4 separate regions of the Homo sapiens genome follow, and all the other regions are linked to region 4. The links are chromatin contacts, found by Hi-C or POLR2A ChIA-PET in ENCODE. All regions are on one chromosome and are shown on one strand. Each heading gives the region's core, a stretch centred on a gene start or an enhancer-like site at or near the end of the contact. The rest is flanking DNA. Distances are from core to core; before and after follow the strand shown. Region 1 overlaps CUL9 (cullin 9). Region 2 has its middle 14 kb from the start of ZNF318. Region 3 overlaps TTBK1 (tau tubulin kinase 1). Region 4 holds the start of PEX39 (peroxisomal biogenesis factor 39).

Evidence for each region. A loop is a pair of places that touch in the nucleus more often than their neighbours do. ChIA-PET counts read pairs that join two places held with the same protein, here RNA polymerase II (POLR2A). Pooled maps may share reads with other maps.
Region 1: a pooled map shows a loop between it and region 4 (5-fold over the local background). The contact joins the enhancer-like site here to the promoter of PEX39 in region 4. A Hi-C loop is called at or near these places in 11 of 50 pooled maps. POLR2A ChIA-PET finds 5 or more read pairs at or near these places in 3 of 52 experiments (OCI-LY7, activated CD4-positive, alpha-beta T cell and activated CD8-positive, alpha-beta T cell).
Region 2: a loop to region 4 is called in a pooled map, with 4 times the contacts of the local background. The contact joins the enhancer-like site here to the promoter of PEX39 in region 4. A Hi-C loop is called at or near these places in 3 of 168 maps with a recorded cell type or tissue (CD4-positive, alpha-beta T cell, CD4-positive, alpha-beta memory T cell and CD8-positive, alpha-beta T cell) and 9 of 50 pooled maps. POLR2A ChIA-PET finds 5 or more read pairs at or near these places in 7 of 52 experiments (B cell, BJ, GM12878 and 4 more).
Region 3: a pooled map shows a loop between it and region 4 (6-fold over the local background). The contact joins the enhancer-like site here to the promoter of PEX39 in region 4. A Hi-C loop is called at or near these places in 7 of 50 pooled maps. POLR2A ChIA-PET finds 5 or more read pairs at or near these places in 2 of 52 experiments (B cell and activated CD4-positive, alpha-beta T cell).

What each region holds. Positions count from the first base shown.
Region 1 is chr6:43,223,246-43,226,797 of GRCh38, forward strand. It overlaps CUL9 (cullin 9), which reads left to right. Exons shown (of 41, transcript NM_015089.4): 39 at 19-152; 40 at 850-923; 41 at 1,005-1,342. The coding sequence ends at 1,200. DNPH1 (2'-deoxynucleoside 5'-phosphate N-hydrolase 1) reads right to left here. Exons shown (of 4, transcript NM_006443.3): 2 at 3,082-3,150; 3 at 2,788-2,898; 4 at 2,384-2,636. The coding sequence ends at 2,488. Among named protein-coding and RNA genes, the nearest start is that of DNPH1, 4.5 kb to the right of the region's middle. RefSeq lists enhancers at 1-114, 950-1,529. Within about 2 kb of position 1,251, at least 9 of the 41 ENCODE cell types and tissues checked have a DNase peak (open chromatin) inside an H3K27ac peak, as active enhancers do; they include OCI-LY7, where a contact is called at or near this core.
Region 2 is chr6:43,381,690-43,385,375 of GRCh38, forward strand. No RefSeq gene overlaps it. Among named protein-coding and RNA genes, the nearest start is that of ZNF318, 14 kb to the left of the region's middle. RefSeq lists an enhancer at 1,810-1,989. Within about 2 kb of position 2,207, at least 9 of the 41 ENCODE cell types and tissues checked have a DNase peak (open chromatin) inside an H3K27ac peak, as active enhancers do; they include B cell, CD4-positive, alpha-beta T cell, CD8-positive, alpha-beta T cell and 1 more, where a contact is called at or near this core.
Region 3 is chr6:43,245,940-43,249,735 of GRCh38, forward strand. TTBK1 (tau tubulin kinase 1) reads left to right here. Exons shown (of 15, transcript NM_032538.3): 2 at 668-829. The coding sequence starts at 722. Among named protein-coding and RNA genes, the nearest start is that of TTBK1, 4.4 kb to the left of the region's middle. Within about 2 kb of position 1,377, at least 17 of the 41 ENCODE cell types and tissues checked have a DNase peak (open chromatin) inside an H3K27ac peak, as active enhancers do; they include B cell, where a contact is called at or near this core.
Region 4 is chr6:42,889,449-42,893,418 of GRCh38, forward strand. PEX39 (peroxisomal biogenesis factor 39) reads right to left here and starts at 1,373. Exons shown (of 1, transcript NM_001008739.2): 1 at 817-1,373. The coding sequence starts at 1,340. The coding sequence ends at 1,035. It overlaps RPL7L1 (ribosomal protein L7 like 1), which reads left to right. Exons shown (of 6, transcript NM_001366481.3): 6 at 1-452. RefSeq lists enhancers at 865-1,714, 1,775-1,824.

The DNA.
Region 1 (3,552 bases), core at 1-2,500, 330 kb after region 4:
TGCCTGCCCCCTCTGCAGAGGAAACCCTGCTGCGGTGCAGAGACCTGGCCTCCTCCCTGCGCCTCCTGCGGGCCGACTGCCTCAGCACGGGCATGGAGCTGCTCCGGCGGATCCAGGAGAGGCTGCTTGCCATCCTGCAGCATTCTGCCCAGGTACTGCCCGGCCCAGACCCCTTCTGCTCCTGCATTCTGCGGGAGTTGAGGTCCTCCTGTCCCAGCACAGCCCCTGCCCTGGGGCGAGTCCAGAAGGAAAGGCAGCAAAGCGGGTGAATGGATGTTAGACCTGGGCGCACATCCCGGCTTTTGGGCCAACCTGCCTGATGCTGCTGGACCCTATCACTTCACCTCCTGGGGATTCCTACAAAATAAAGGGGTTGGCTAGCCCACATCAAGGGTATTTGGTCAGGTGCCTATCAGAATCACTTGGGGAACTTTTCCAGACTGTACTTCCCAGATAGGGATTTGAAATCCTAAGAGTGGGCATCAGGGGATTGGGGTCACTGGAGCAAGGGCTCTCCCAGGCTCTCTCCAGCTCTAATGCACTGATGCTGAGTCTAAACTGTGAGTCCTGTCCTCAGGTTGCTTACTGACTGGTAAGTCACATGGGCAGAAAAGACATAGATTCTGTAAGCTCTTTAAGCACAGGGTCGTGTGCCTCACCTGGTACCCCGTATCCCTGGAGACCATCTGTGGGTGAACTCACAAAGGCAGTGTTTCATGAAGTGCTGTGCTGGGAGGGGAGCAGTCCTAGCAGGAGCTTGGCCCTCCCAGAGCATCAGTGGAAGGAATGCTGGGTCCAAAGGCCCCATGCCCTCTACCTCCTTCTCAAATCCTTCTGTCTGCTCACCAGGATTTCCGGGTTGGTCTTCAGAGTCCATCAGTAGAGGCCTGGGAGGCAAAAGGACCCAACATGCCTGGCAGTCAGTAAGTGGGGTGGGCAGAGCCATGGAGGAGGCAGTGGGACATGGCAGCCTCCTCTGGGCTGAGTGTGGTGGCTCTCCCTAGGCCCCAGGCCTCCTCAGGGCCAGAGGCAGAAGAGGAGGAGGAAGACGATGAGGATGATGTGCCCGAGTGGCAGCAGGATGAGTTTGATGAGGAGCTGGACAATGACAGCTTCTCCTACGATGAGTCTGAGAACCTGGACCAAGAGACTTTCTTCTTTGGTGATGAGGAAGAGGATGAAGATGAGGCCTATGACTGAGGGGGCAGATGCAGGAAACACCTAGAGCAGCCCCAGAGTCACGGGGCTGAGGGGGCGGGAGCTGCCCCTGTCATAGGGAGGGGGATTCCCAGCGTCTGTAGTGCTTCCTGTTTGCTGAATAAAGGTCTCTTTCTCACACACATCTCTGGGAGCAGGCTGACAGCTTCACCAGGGGCCAGCCAAGTTGCCACTGCCCTGGCCTCATATCTACCCACACCCCTCATCTTTATGTTTCCTTTAGACCTCCGGACTCTTCTATCCTCCGAGAAGGCTCAGAGCAGATTCATTTGACTTAAGCTGATAAAGGGAAGTGAAGGTTGGCATGGAAAGGGCCACGTGCAGCCCCAGCCCAGTTCAGAGGAGACAGAGAGAGGGATGGCCACCCACAGGAGCAACCATCCTCCCAACTCTTTTTTTTTTTCTGAGATGGAGTTTCACTTTTGTCCCCCAGGCTGGAGTGCAATGGTGTGATCTCGGCTCACTGCAACCTCTGCCTGATGGGTTCAAGCGATTCTCCTGCCTCAGCCTCCTGAGTAGCTGGGATTACAGGCATGCACCACCATGCCCAGCTAATTTTTATATTTTTAGTAGAGACAGGGTTTCCCACATTGGCCAGGCTGGTCTCGAACTCCTGAGCTCAGGTGATCCGCCCGCCTCAGCCTCTGAAAGTGCTGGGATTACAGGCGTGAGCCACTGTGCCCAGCCCTTCCTCCCAACTCTTTTTTTTTTTTTTTTTTTCTGAGAGGGAGTCTCGCTCTGTTGCCCAGGCTGGAGTGCAGTGGCGTGATCTGGGCTCACTGCAAGCTCCACCTCCCGGGTTCACGCTATTCTCTTGCCTCAGCCTCCTGAGTAGCTGGGACTACAGGCGCTCACCACCTCGCCCGGCTAATTTTTTGCATTTTTAGTAGAGACGGGGTTTCACCGTTTTAGCCAGGATTGTCTCGATCTCCTGACCTCGTGATCCGCCCATCTCGGCCTCCCAAAGTGCTGGGATTACAGGTGTGAGCCACCGCGCCCGGCCCTCCTCCCAAGTGTTCCTGGGGAGGAGGGGGCTTGAGGGCATTAGGAGTTGTCCTCCTCTCGGCCTAGAGATTTCTAAAGCATCTATCTTGAAGTGAAGTGTGGCAGGAAAGGGTATTACTGAGGACCTGCCCCACCCCCATGACTCACACAAGACAGAAAGTTAGGATTTTAACTGTACCTTTTAATTTGCTCCTGGGGCTAAGAGGAAGGAATGGTACTAGAGCAGTGTCTGAGAATAGAAGAATTTAAGAAAGTGAGATTAAGTCAAGTGGTTGGGTCAGGGGAGGCAGCCACCTGCCCTGGAGGATCAGCCTCGAAGTATCGATCCAGCAGGGCCTCCACCTCTCCCTCCTCATAGTCCCACACCTGGAACCGAGAGCCATCTGCTGCTCCCCGGATCATGGCCGAAAGCACTGGAAAGGGCAGGGAAAGGTGAAGCTGCCTCCCATCCACACCCTCACAGCTCCCTTACCCCTTGGGAGAGGCGCGGTGCTCAGAGCCCACCAGGGAAGGAGCTGAGGGCTGGGTCCATAGAAAGCCAGGAGGGAGGCTTGGGGTGCTCACCGCGGCCAGACTGCGGGCGGAACAGGCACAGGATCCGCTTGTTAAAGGCCACGGCCCGGCCCAGCTCATAGCCTACACCCAAGGATGGCTGTGTCACTTCTGCCACGACCACTGGGAGGAAAGATGAGAGGAAGCCTCAGCATTGGGGGCACTTGAGGTTCATAAGGAAGACGACGGTGTGGCTGTGGTGAGGAGGGAACTCTGGGAGTCCCTTCTAGGTGTGGAGGCTGGGATGTCCAGGGGAACCCAGCACTCCAGAGGAGTTAGGTGCTGGAAGGAGGGAGCGCCACTCACCGTCCGCCTGCTGCAGCCACTCCAGGTCCTGCTCATGGATGAGCCTGTCACCCCCAGCAGCCTCTTCCCCTGTGTTGAGGGAAAGCTGGTCAAGGACATGCCTCATGCTGGCTCCCAGTAACTCCTATGCCCTTGTATGTCCATACCCACCCTGCTCAGGGAGGGTGGGAGCCTTGTGCCAGATGACCTGACCAAACATGACAATCTCATCAAAGCAGCGAGGAAATGGAATAGCCACAAAAAGAAAAATTCAACCCTATGCAAGGTGGGACATGTGATTAGGGCCGAATGAGGAACATCAGCAGCACTAACTGTGGATGACATTGATTAGGGAAAGGTGCATGGGCACTTAGCCAAAAGTAGGAGAGGCATCCTAGGCCCAGAAGGTAGGGATCTCGGGTCTTAGCTTGATTAAATGTTATCTTCCAGGACAGTGAGGCTCAGCCCACCGCATCAGGGTAGGACCACTGG
Region 2 (3,686 bases), core at 957-3,456, 490 kb after region 4:
CAGTGAGGAACCCAAAGTGGCCAGTGGCCATCTCACCCTAAACTGTTGTTCCTACTGGTGGAATATTTCTCACCAGCAGAGCTCAGAGTTGATGTAGTGGGGAGAATAATAGTTCCCAAAGATATCCACATCTTAATCCTCAAAACCTATGAATATGTTACATGATAAGAGGGAATTAAGGTTGCAGATGGAATTAAGGTTGCTAATTAGCTGGCCTGAAGATGGGAAAATGATCCTCTATTATCTAAGTGGGCCCAATGTAATCACCAGTGGTTACCTTCTAAAAGCAAGAGGGAGGCAGGAGAGTCAGTATTAGAGCACTCCATCATGGGAAAGATTCGACCAGCCATTGCTGGCTTTGAAAGGGGGGCCATGAGCCAAGAAATGTGGGTAACCTCCAGAAGTTAAAAAAGCCAAGGGAACAGGCAAGATTTGTCACCTAGGGCCTCCAAAAGTAACACAGCCCTGTCCACACCTTAATTTTAGCCCAGTGAGACCCATTTTGGATTTCTGCACTCCAGAGCTGTAAGATAATAAATATGTGTTGTTTTTTACTTTCCAAGTTTGTAGTAATTTGTTAAGGATACAAGTGTATTTTTTTTTTTTTTTGAGAAACTGTCCCACTCTGTTGGCCGGGCTGGCATGATCATGGCTCACTGCAGCCTCAACCTCCTGGGCTCAAGCAATCCTCCCACCCCTCAGCCTCCCAAGTAGCTGAGACTATAGGTATATGCCACCACACCCTGCTAATTTTTTGTACTTTTTGTTGGGACTGGATTTTGCCATGTTCCCCAGGCTGGTCTTGAACTCCTGGGCCCAAGAGATTCCCTTGCCTCAGCCTCCCAAAGTGCCGGGGTTACAGGTGTGAGCTACCACGCCCAGCCACAAGTGTAACTGTAATAGGTACCACCTCACCTATATATCTCATCCCCACCCTTGTATATTTTTGGTTATGAGAGAAATGCTCCACATCGTTGGTCACTATTTCAGAGCTTATGTCACATTCTGTAGGATACCACTCTAATCTTTTTTTTTCTTTCTTTCTTTGAGACAGAGTTTTGCTCTTGTCACCCAGGCTGGAGTACAATGGTGCGATTGCGGCTCACTGCAACCTCCAGCTCCTGGGTTCAAGCTATTCTTCTGCCTCAGCCTCCCGAGTGGCTGGGATTACGGGCATGTGCCAAACACGCTTGGCTAATTTTGTGTTTTTAGTAGAGATGGGGTTTCACCATGTTGGTCAGGCTGGTCTCGAACTCCTGACCTCAAGTGATCCACCCGCCTTGGCCTCCCAAAGTGCTGGGATTACAGGCGTGAGCCACCGTACCCGGCTGATACCGCTATGATCTTATGAGATGTTGTCTCCAGTTGGCAAAATAAAAACTAAGACCTCAGTAAGCCTATTCTATAAGACTAGCTGGAATATACAATAAAACTAAATAAGGAATCCCAGAAGAGTTGAATTGTGTATCCCAGCTGTCTTACTTCTTCCACCGTAAAAGTACTCCCTTGGCCAAAAGCATCATTGTGTGGGATGTCATGTTGAATGCCTTATGAGTCATTCAGTAAGTTTCTGGATGGTGCTGGCAAAAATACAGTGAGTAGGAAAAATATATAGAAATTTAAAGTAAGTTTCTTCTACAATGAAGATAAATTACTGCCCTGTCCATGAAGGAAGAGGTCCAAACTGGCAGTAGCAGGTCAATCTTAGTGTGAGAACGTCCACGTGATTGAGCCTTTACACTCAACATGCATTGCCTCCATCAGTGGTCCCATGGTCACTTTGTTCACAAGCTCATACAGCACACTCTGGTGTAACTAGGGGAAAGGGTGGATACCATCCATAGAGCAGTTCATCTTCTCTACCTGATTGTTGATAACCCTCTTCTACTCACGAGGCACAAATGTTCTCATTATAGTAGATTGGTTTTCTCAACATACGTTCTAAACTCCTTAGACTGGTTTTCTCAACATACATTCTAAACTCCTTCGTACCTTTCTATACTGAGAGTCTAGAAAGATAAAAGCTGTATTTCTCAGATCCTATTACAGTTATGGTTTCAGGTGTAATTGAGATTTTTGCCAATCAGGTATATTCCCATGAGACTTGAATGTGAAACCCAGTTAACTGAGTGATGTGGAGAAAGAGGCAGGATATGAAGTATTCACTTTGCTGCTGTGAATCATGACAGAGGAAGTGTGGTTCTGTGGTTACCGACGTGCTGATTTGCTGGTTTCCTGCAGTGGAAGCCATAGCTTACCCAAGCATAGCAGAATCAGTGAGATTCTGGGTGTGGGGAGTGCTCTTACAAGCTCCACCTAAAGCTTCTTCCCCTACCCCTTACAAATATTGTGTAAGCCACACGTGATCCCTGGTAATAACGCCCTTCTCCCTTAAATTAAGTAGAGTGGTATCTGTGGTCTGCAACTGAATCATGACAGATACTGTCACATTTGGGAACCATTTTAAGAAGTTCTTCCACATTATACTTCTCCAACTTCATTTTAATATCACTTCTAACTCCCTAATCATCTAGCCAAACCATTAACCTCAGACTCTTTTTTTTTTTTTTTTTTTTTGAGATGGAGTCTCGCTCTGTCACCCAGGCCGGAGTGCAGTGGCGCGATCTCAGCTCCCTGCAAGCTCTGCCTCCCAGGTTCACGCAGCTGGAACTACAGGTGCGTGCCGCCATGCCTGGCTAATTTTTTTGGGGTTTTTTTTGTATTTTTTAGTAGAGACGGGGTTTCACCATGCTAGGCAGGATGATCTCGATCTCCTGACCTCGTGATCCACCTGCCTCGGCCTCCCAAAGTGCTGGGATTACAGGCATGAGCCACCGGGCCCGGCCAAATCAGTGTAGACTCTTAACCTGTTTCTCCTTCTGGGAAAACTGGTCAGGTAGTTGTATTTCTTGAAGTCCTGACTATCCTCAGTGTCCTTCAGGGTCACCCTTGATTGGGGGCCACAGTATCACAGCAGCCCATTTCTTTCTAATGCCAGCACATTAGGTGAAGACAGCTACAAACTAATCATGACTTTATTCCACTGCAGTCTGGTAACAAGGCCCATTTCATTGGTTATAGTGGTAGATGAAATAGCAATGCAGCAGAAGTAGTGGTGTGGGTGCTAGGAGCCATTTGTGTTTTCAGGATCTGCTGTGGCCTCATTTTGTGTATGTCATTTCTACTTGATAATGGATCCATGTCCTAGGTATGAACCAGCTTTATACCTAGGAAGACCAGATGATAGCCAGTTCATGATTATGCTGTGATCATGCTGGGTTCCATGATCATGCTGTGTCCGTGGCCCAGCAGCAAGCTGAGAGCTGATTCTCAAAGAGAGAATATTTACCTGCCAAAAGGCATGCTCAGAGGGCCTCTGCTATGATTATTCTATCAGGACATGCCATAGATGATAAAGTACCTCAGTCTGCCACAAACACTTTGAACATTATAAGGATCGCAAGGACTAAGTTGCACTGCAGACTGGACCAGCTGGAGAACCTTTTCTTCCTCTGAATCTCACTCAAGTATGGCTTCATTTCAAGTGACCAGATAAGGAGGTCAGAGCAGTAACCCAAATATGATCAATGTTGTCTCTAAATTCACCTAAGTGATGTGACTCTTTTGGTTTAGGGGTAGGTAGCACAAGTAAAGCAACTTGTCCTTCATTTTGAAGGGAGCACCTG
Region 3 (3,796 bases), core at 127-2,626, 360 kb after region 4:
CCTGTGTTCACCCCATCTCTTATATCCTGACCTCCCAACCCCATGGCTGTGTCAGTGGGTTCAGCTCACCCTGAGAAAGGTGTATGACTCTCAGCACATCCATCCCCCTCAGTTAACACCACCCTCAAGGGGCTTTAGTGCCTCCCCTCATTTTCTTGATTACCACATCTCCCAGGGCTGATTAGCAGGTCACTTTGGTGTGGGTGTCCCATGGGTCACCCCTTGGGTAGCAGGTCTTCCCTTTTCACTAAGCCTCTGTTGCACAGCTCCATGGACATTTTGTGGCACAGGGACTCCCCTAAGGGGGAGCCAAAGCCCAGGCCTCCCCTACAAGGGAAAGGGTCCCAGTCTGGTATGCCCCCTTGGTCAGCAAGTCTTCCTGGCATCAGTTAGAGTATGTCTCTCTCCCCTCGGCCTGTTCACTGTCATTTTCCTCTTCTTCATTGGTCAACATGTGTGTCCTGTTGCTGATTTTAAACATCTCTAGTTTGTAGTCTGTATCTCCCTTGCACTGGCCTTTATACAATCTTTCCCCTGGTAACTCCTGGAGCATCTGTCCAGTGGGGCCAGGAAGAATGCAGAGCAGGAGTGGAGCTCCTCTCCTCCATATCTGCCAGGTGGTCCTGGGTCCGCAGCCCGCCCTCACAGGCCCTCCTCACTCCCCTAGGTAGATGGCCCCCTCAGGGCAGGCCCGGCGGACACCCCTCCCTCTGGCTGGCGGATGCAGTGCCTAGCGGCCGCCCTTAAGGACGAAACCAACATGAGTGGGGGAGGGGAGCAGGCCGACATCCTGCCGGCCAACTACGTGGTCAAGGATCGCTGGAAGGTGGTGAGTGAGTGACCCGGCGGGACAGAGGGAGGGTAGCGGGGAGGGAGGCGAGGACCTGGAGACTTGTTAAAACCGGTGCCCTCCGCTCCCCTACCCTAAGAGGGAGGTGCCTCTAAGCTCATTTGCATACTGCTTGCATGTCATTATTTTTGCCAACACGTGTGGACAATAGCTTTCTCCCAGTGCCCTCTCTCGAGCCCCGCCCTCTCTCACCCCTCTTCCCGCTAGGTCACGTTGGTCAGGCCAAGCCCGGAACAACTCCTGGTTGGATGTCTGGGCAGGAGCTGCAGAGGCCAGTGTGGCGGAGGAGGAAGAGGGGTGGGGGAGGGAGCTTTTTCTCTGACGGACCTTGGAGAAGGGCAGTGGACGAGCATGTGTCCCTCCGCTTCCGCAGAGGACGGAAAGGCTTGGGTTTGGGGAAAGAGGCCCTGCAGGCTGCTCCCGCCGCACCCGCACTCCATCTTCTCCATCCAGCCTCCTCCCCTCGCCGGGTCCTGCGGCAGGTGCAGCACGGCGAGACTCCATCTCCCGGCGTGCCCTGCTCCTCCAGCCCGGGGCTTCGGGCTGCTCGGCCTGCTGGGAGTTGTAGTCTCAGCCTCCTCGGGAGCCGGGCCTGCCTCGGAGCGGGGGCGTGAGGGCTGGGGGAATGATAGTATTTGGGGAGCGAGACCTACTGTAAATCACCTCCCTTTTTCCGTCACTTAATAGCGCTCTGGTGTCCTCTTATTATTGTGGGGGCAGGATAATGTGGGGCAGACTGTGGGCGGCAGTGTGGGGAAACCCGTGTGTGAGCCTGTGGGACTGCACCGGAGTGGGGAGCCAGGGGGAGGGGAGGGAGAACAACAGAGGTCAGGTACACTCCTGACCTCTGAGTCGTGTGTGTGTGCGTGTGTGCTTGGCGCGTGTGCGCACCCGCGTGCTTTAGTGGGGAGGCTCAGTTCACGGGAGTGCGGGGTTGGAGAGGAGGGTGAGGCCCGGGTGCAGGCGGGTCTCCACGGCAACAGCCACCGGCCGTGCAAGTCCCCTAGAAACCTAGAAAGAGGCAACGGTGGCGACGTTTTCAGAGATGTCTCTGGGACTGGGGGTTGGGAGTGGAAGGGATGAAGAGGAGGAGACTTCTAGGGGTCCCCAAGGGATGAGGAAAGGGGCTGTTTATGTCCCAGAGGGGGACTTCCTGAGAGGGAGAGTACAGAAATCGGGGGAGGAAGAGCCAGGGCAGTAATAAAAGGAACGAGGGTCTGGCGAAGACAGGAGTGTTCCTCTGAAACCTCGGGGCCCCTGGCACCGGAGCTTAGTTTCTGGCGGATTGGAGGCAGAATGACATTTGCACTGAAGTGGTGAGGAAAAGACAGTTTTTACACACATGTTGAGTTTAGGCTGGAACTTTTTTGTGATTTCTGAGGGAAGGAGTAGAAGATGAGTGGGGAGCGAAATGGAGCAGGGAGCTGGGGGGAGGGCAAGCATGGCAACCTCTCCTCACCTCCGACCCCCACCCCTGGAGTGTTAGAGAGGGTGAGGGGCCACATGCTTCCCTTCAGCCTGTTCCAAGTGAGGATGGCACTGAGGTGGGAGGCAGAGCTCAAGAACCAAGGCAAACTGCCCATAGATCTTGGTGGCCAGAAGAAAAAGGGGGTCAGTGGCACTAGATGTGGCATTTAAAAATAAATACGTGGACCAGGCATGGTGGCCCATACCTGTAATCCCAGCACTTTGGGAGGTTGAGGTGGGAGGATCACTTGGGGTCACGAGTTCGAGACCAGGCTGGCCAACACGGTGAAACCTCATCTCTACTAAAAATACAAAAATTAGCCGGGTGTGGCAGTGGGCGCCTGTAATCCCAGCTACCTGGGAGGCTGAGGCAGGAGAATCACTTGAACCTGGAAGGCAGAGGTTGCAGTGAACTGAGATCATGCCATTGCACCCCAGCCTGGGCGACAGAGCAAGACTCCTCCTCTAAATAAATAAATAAATCCTCAATACTTGGCAGGCTGAGGCAGGAGGATCGCTTGAGCCCAGGAGTTCAAATCCAGCTTGGTCAACCTGTCTCTAAAAACATAAAATAATAACATCTTATTCATCTTGAGGGGTGCTTCTCAGAATCAGAATAGCAAACAATAATAGTAATAATGACTTAGTATTTGTTTTGAGCATTCACTGTTGCCAGGCATTGTGCAAAATGCCTCATGTGCATTATCTCAAGAACTTACCAAGTAGATTTGTATTCCCATTTATTAATCCCATTTCACAGGTGTGGAAACTGAGGAAATTGCTTAGCTAATTTGCCAAATTTCCATGACTAGTAGGTGTCATGGGCTGATTCTTGTCAGGTCTGTCTGACAAGAATCAGCCCATCCAAGAATCAGGACCACTGAGCTGAAGAAACCTTTGTGACCAATTCTAGTCCAACTCTATTCATTTCACAGAGGAGGAAGAGTGGAGGCTCAGAGAGTTTAAGAAACTCACCCCAGGTCACCCAGAGCTGGCCAAGAAACCAGGTCTCCTTCCTCCCAAGGACCAGTGCCGATCCTATTGTGTCATATTTCTCCTCTAGTTTAGGGAGGTCCTTCAGCAGGGGCTGAGATCATGTAAAATTTAGCAGGAGTGGAGAAAAGGGAGACTGAGAGAATATTCCTATTACTGGACTATGGGCAGGGCCACATTGTGACTTTCATGGGCCCCTTCCTCCATAAGAAAGTACTTAAAATTGTATTTTATGACTGCATTGGTATAAAGAGGAATATATTAATATTATATACTAGATTGTTCTCTTTGACCTAAAGGTTCATTTTTTTCCCCTGATGATTTTTTTTTTAATTTTATTTTTTTGAGACAGGGTCTCACTCTGTCGCCCAGGCTCGAGTGCAGTGATGAGATCTCGGCTCACTGCAACCTCTGCCTCCCAGATTCAAGCAATTCTTATGCCTCAGCCTCTTGAGTAGTTGGGATTACAGGCACCCGCCACCACAC
Region 4 (3,970 bases), core at 123-2,622:
AAAAAAAAAAAAGTGCCAGCGTATGAGGTAATTAGATTGGTTCTCTCCAGAGGTAACCTGCCAAGAAGAGATGCTATAGATGTTACTCCTATACTGTAAAACATTGTGAAATCAGATTACTTTAAAATGATGTATTACAAAGTTATGCAAAAAAGCAGTTGTGACTATGGAAGCCCAAGGCTTATATCCCAGCTCTGTCTTACACTAAATATGGGTACAGTGTTTCCACTCTGTCCATAAAATGGGAGCTAATATTCTCCAACCTGTGTGCCTGACATGATGGTTAAAGGGATTAAACAAAACAATAGTTTGTAATTTATTCTGTCAGAGCAAACTGCTGGTAAATAAAAGGGACTAAGTTGACGAAAAATAAATTTTAAAAAACCTAATAAAACAAGTTTGTAATTTATAATTGTATACAAATAAAAGATGTTACAAAAATTGCGCACTTATATGTATGTACCATGACATAACTAATTCGTTGAACAAGTTGTGAGACAATCCTTTCTGAGAAAAGGTAGACCTGTTACATCGTCTGTGGGTTAGGGTCATGTCAGCACGTACCAGGTACATTCTAGCTTTTGTAGAGAAAGTAAAATCTAGTGTTGAGTATGTAGGCACTGAGCCAGGTGGCCTGCTTAACATAAAAGGACTGATTTCAGGGTGGCTGTGGGAGCCTTTCTAATGCTCTAATTCTCTAGCCCCTTGCCTGATCCAGCTGATTCCAAGAGCCAAGATTTTAGTCTTTCTTGGTTGGCTTTTTTAAATGCTTTGGGCTTTCCTTTAATGTATCTTCAAAATCATTCTGGGGCCAAGTTACATCATAAAACATTTTATTACATATAAGGACTGAAACAGGATTTTTCTTAACTGTAACATGGTCCACAAATGTAAATGCAAAACCCCCATGGTGGTTGCAGGAGCAAGTCTAGTTGAGACAGGTCAGGACGAAAGCATAAAAGATGAGTAACTGAATGGCATCCCGGGTCCTGTAGCCACGCCCTCCAGATCGCCGCCGCAAAGGACCTGGAACCTCAGGGGCCCACTGTATGCCATGAAGAAGGCGCAGTCGCTGCCTCAACCAAGCCAGGCTCCGCCGGGGCCGTTCCTATCCTGAGGGTCGGAGGGGGAAGGGACTCAGCCAAAGCCGCGGCCTCCCAGGGCTTGGGCCTCCGCGGCAGCCGGGACGCTGTGGGTTCGCCGTGGATCGCCGCGATGTGGCGTTTCTCCAGGCCCGGGAGTTCCTGGCCCTGCTGGACCAGCTGCAGGAGCTGCGCCAGGGTAACCGAAGCTGAGGCAGAGGCCGGGGCCGAGCATTGGGGACTGCGGGGACGCTCCATGTCGGGTCGCGAATCCTGACCGGCGTGTAATGCAGAGAAGCGAGCACTTCCGGGCCGAATGGGTGCAACCACCATGGGGGAGGTGGGGAAAGGAAAGGGAGGCTGTAGACCGTACCAAGCCGGCCCAGAACTGGGGGAGCACTTGACAACTCTGACCAGCTCCCTGCAGAAACGCTTTAGAAGCGTCCACGATTTAGCCAAACCCAGAGTGCCCAACGGACGCGCCAAAGAAGAAAAACGGACGGACGTGCCAAAACTTGAAGGCTAGCACAGGACAGAACAAGCCTGCGGACGCGCCGCTGCGGGCAAAAAGACCCATACATACATAAGCACCGCGCACATGCCCATTTTCATGCACACCCCCGGGCGCGCGTACAAGGATTCAGATACAACGCATGGCGGGGGATAATCCCCATACTAGGCTCCGCAGCACGGGACAAAGCATAACTGTAGAGTTGTTCCCAGAGGCCTCAGGAGTGACACCGCCACCAAGCCACGCTACTCTCTTAGTTGTTATTATTGTTTTGTGTTGTTTTAGACGGAGTCTCACTCTGTTGCCCAGGCCGGAGTGCAGCGATGCGATCTCAGCGCACTGCAACCTCCGCCTCCTGGTTCAAGCGATCCACAGGGTCCCTAGTGCCTCAGCCTCCCTAGTAGCTGGTGTATGCCACCAAGCCCAGCTAATTTTTGTATTTTTAGTAGAAACAGGGTTTCACCATGTTGGCTAGGCTAGTCTCGAACTCCTGACCTTAAGTGATGCACCCGCCTCAGCTTTCCAAAGTGCGGGGATTACAGGTGTGAGCCACCGCACCCAGCCAGAGCCTCACCACTTTCTTCACACTTCCTGCCATCCTTCAATTCTTGGTGGTCCCAGAGAAGATCGAAGGTGAAAGCAGGTCAGATGTGCTACAGCTGCTCTGACTGCTCGGAAAGTCAGGTTTTTAAATTATCAAAAGTGGCCGGGCACGGTGGCTCACACTTGTAATCCCAGCACTTTGGGAGGTGGAGGCAGGTGGATCTCAAGGTCAGGAGTTTGAGACCAGCCTGACCAACATGGGGCAACCCCCGTCTCTACTAAAAATACAAAAATTAGCTGGGTGTGGTGGCATGCACCTGTAATCCCAGCTACTCAGGAGGCTGAGGCAGGAGAATCGCTTGAACCTGGGAGGCAGAAGTTGCAGTGAGCTGAGATTGCAGCACTGCACTCTACCCTCGGTGACACAGCAAAACTCTGTCTCAAAAAAAAAAAAAAAAAGTATCAAAAGCTAGACTGATCTGGTGAACATCACCTTAATCAAAGAATCAAAGCTTAATGGCCAGGCGTGGTGGCTCACACCTGTAATCCCAGCACTTTGGGAGGCTGAGGTGGGCAGGTCACCTGAGATCAGGAGTTTGAGACCAGCCTGGCCAACATGGCGAAACCCCATCTCTACTAAAAATACAAAAAAATTAGCCAGGCATAGTGGTGCGCACCTGTAATCCCACCTACTTGGGAGGCTGAGGCAGAAGAATTGCTTGAACCTAGGAGGCAGGGAGGTTGCAGTGAGATGAGATCACACCACTGCACTCCAGCCTGGGCAACAGAGTGAGACTCAGTCTCAAAAAAAAAAAAAAAAAAAAAGCTTAATAGGACAAACTGGCCTTGTGTGCCTTCTGATGTGATGCACTGGGAAGGACACACACACGGGGAGTACATTTCTGTAGTAGTCCTCCCCAAAATGCCCAAAAAATGTTCACTCACCACCTAGTCTTGAGGAAATAGAGATCAAAGTGAGAGAGATTCTGCAAAATGATTGGTCTGGACACTTTACAGATGTCGTTGTTATAAAACATTAAGAAAAAGCTAAGAACTACCCCAGATTAAAGGAGACATAAAAAATAAATACAGGCCAGACACAGTGGCTCATGCCTTTAATCCCAGCACTTTGGGAGGCTGAGGTCGGTGGATTGCTTGAACTCAGGAATTCAAGACCAGCCTGGGCAATATAGCAAAACCCCATCTCTACTAAAAAATACAAAAAAAAAAAATTGCTGAACATGGTGGTGGACACCTGTAGTCCCAGCTATTCTGGAGGCAGTGGTCGAAGAATCGCTTGAACCCGGGTAGGTGGAGGTTGCACTGAGCTGTGATTGCCAGCAACTTCCGACTGGGAGACAGAGTGAAACTCTGTCTCCAAAAATAAAATAAAATATAAATAAATAAATAAATTCAATGAGTGATCCTGGATTAGATGCAAGATTGTGTAGGGGAGATCAGCTCTAAAGGACATTTTACCCTTGGGGAAATTTGAATATGATCCATATATTAGATGACAACGATATATCAATGTTAAATTTATCAAGTGTGATAATTGTGGTTATGTGTGGGAATTACCTTGTTCATAGCAAATACATTCTGAAGTATGTAGAGGTGAAGTGTCATGATGACAGAAAGAAAGCAAATGTGGCAAAATTGCTAAGAATTAGTGAATCCACGTGAGGGTTTGAAACTTGTCAAAATAAAAAGTTGGGGTAGGCCCGGTGCAGTGGCTCACGCCTATAATCCCAGCACTTTGGGAGTGGTCAAGGCAGGAGGATCACTTGAACCCAGGAGTTCAAGACTAACCTGGGCAACATAGTGAGACCCCCTC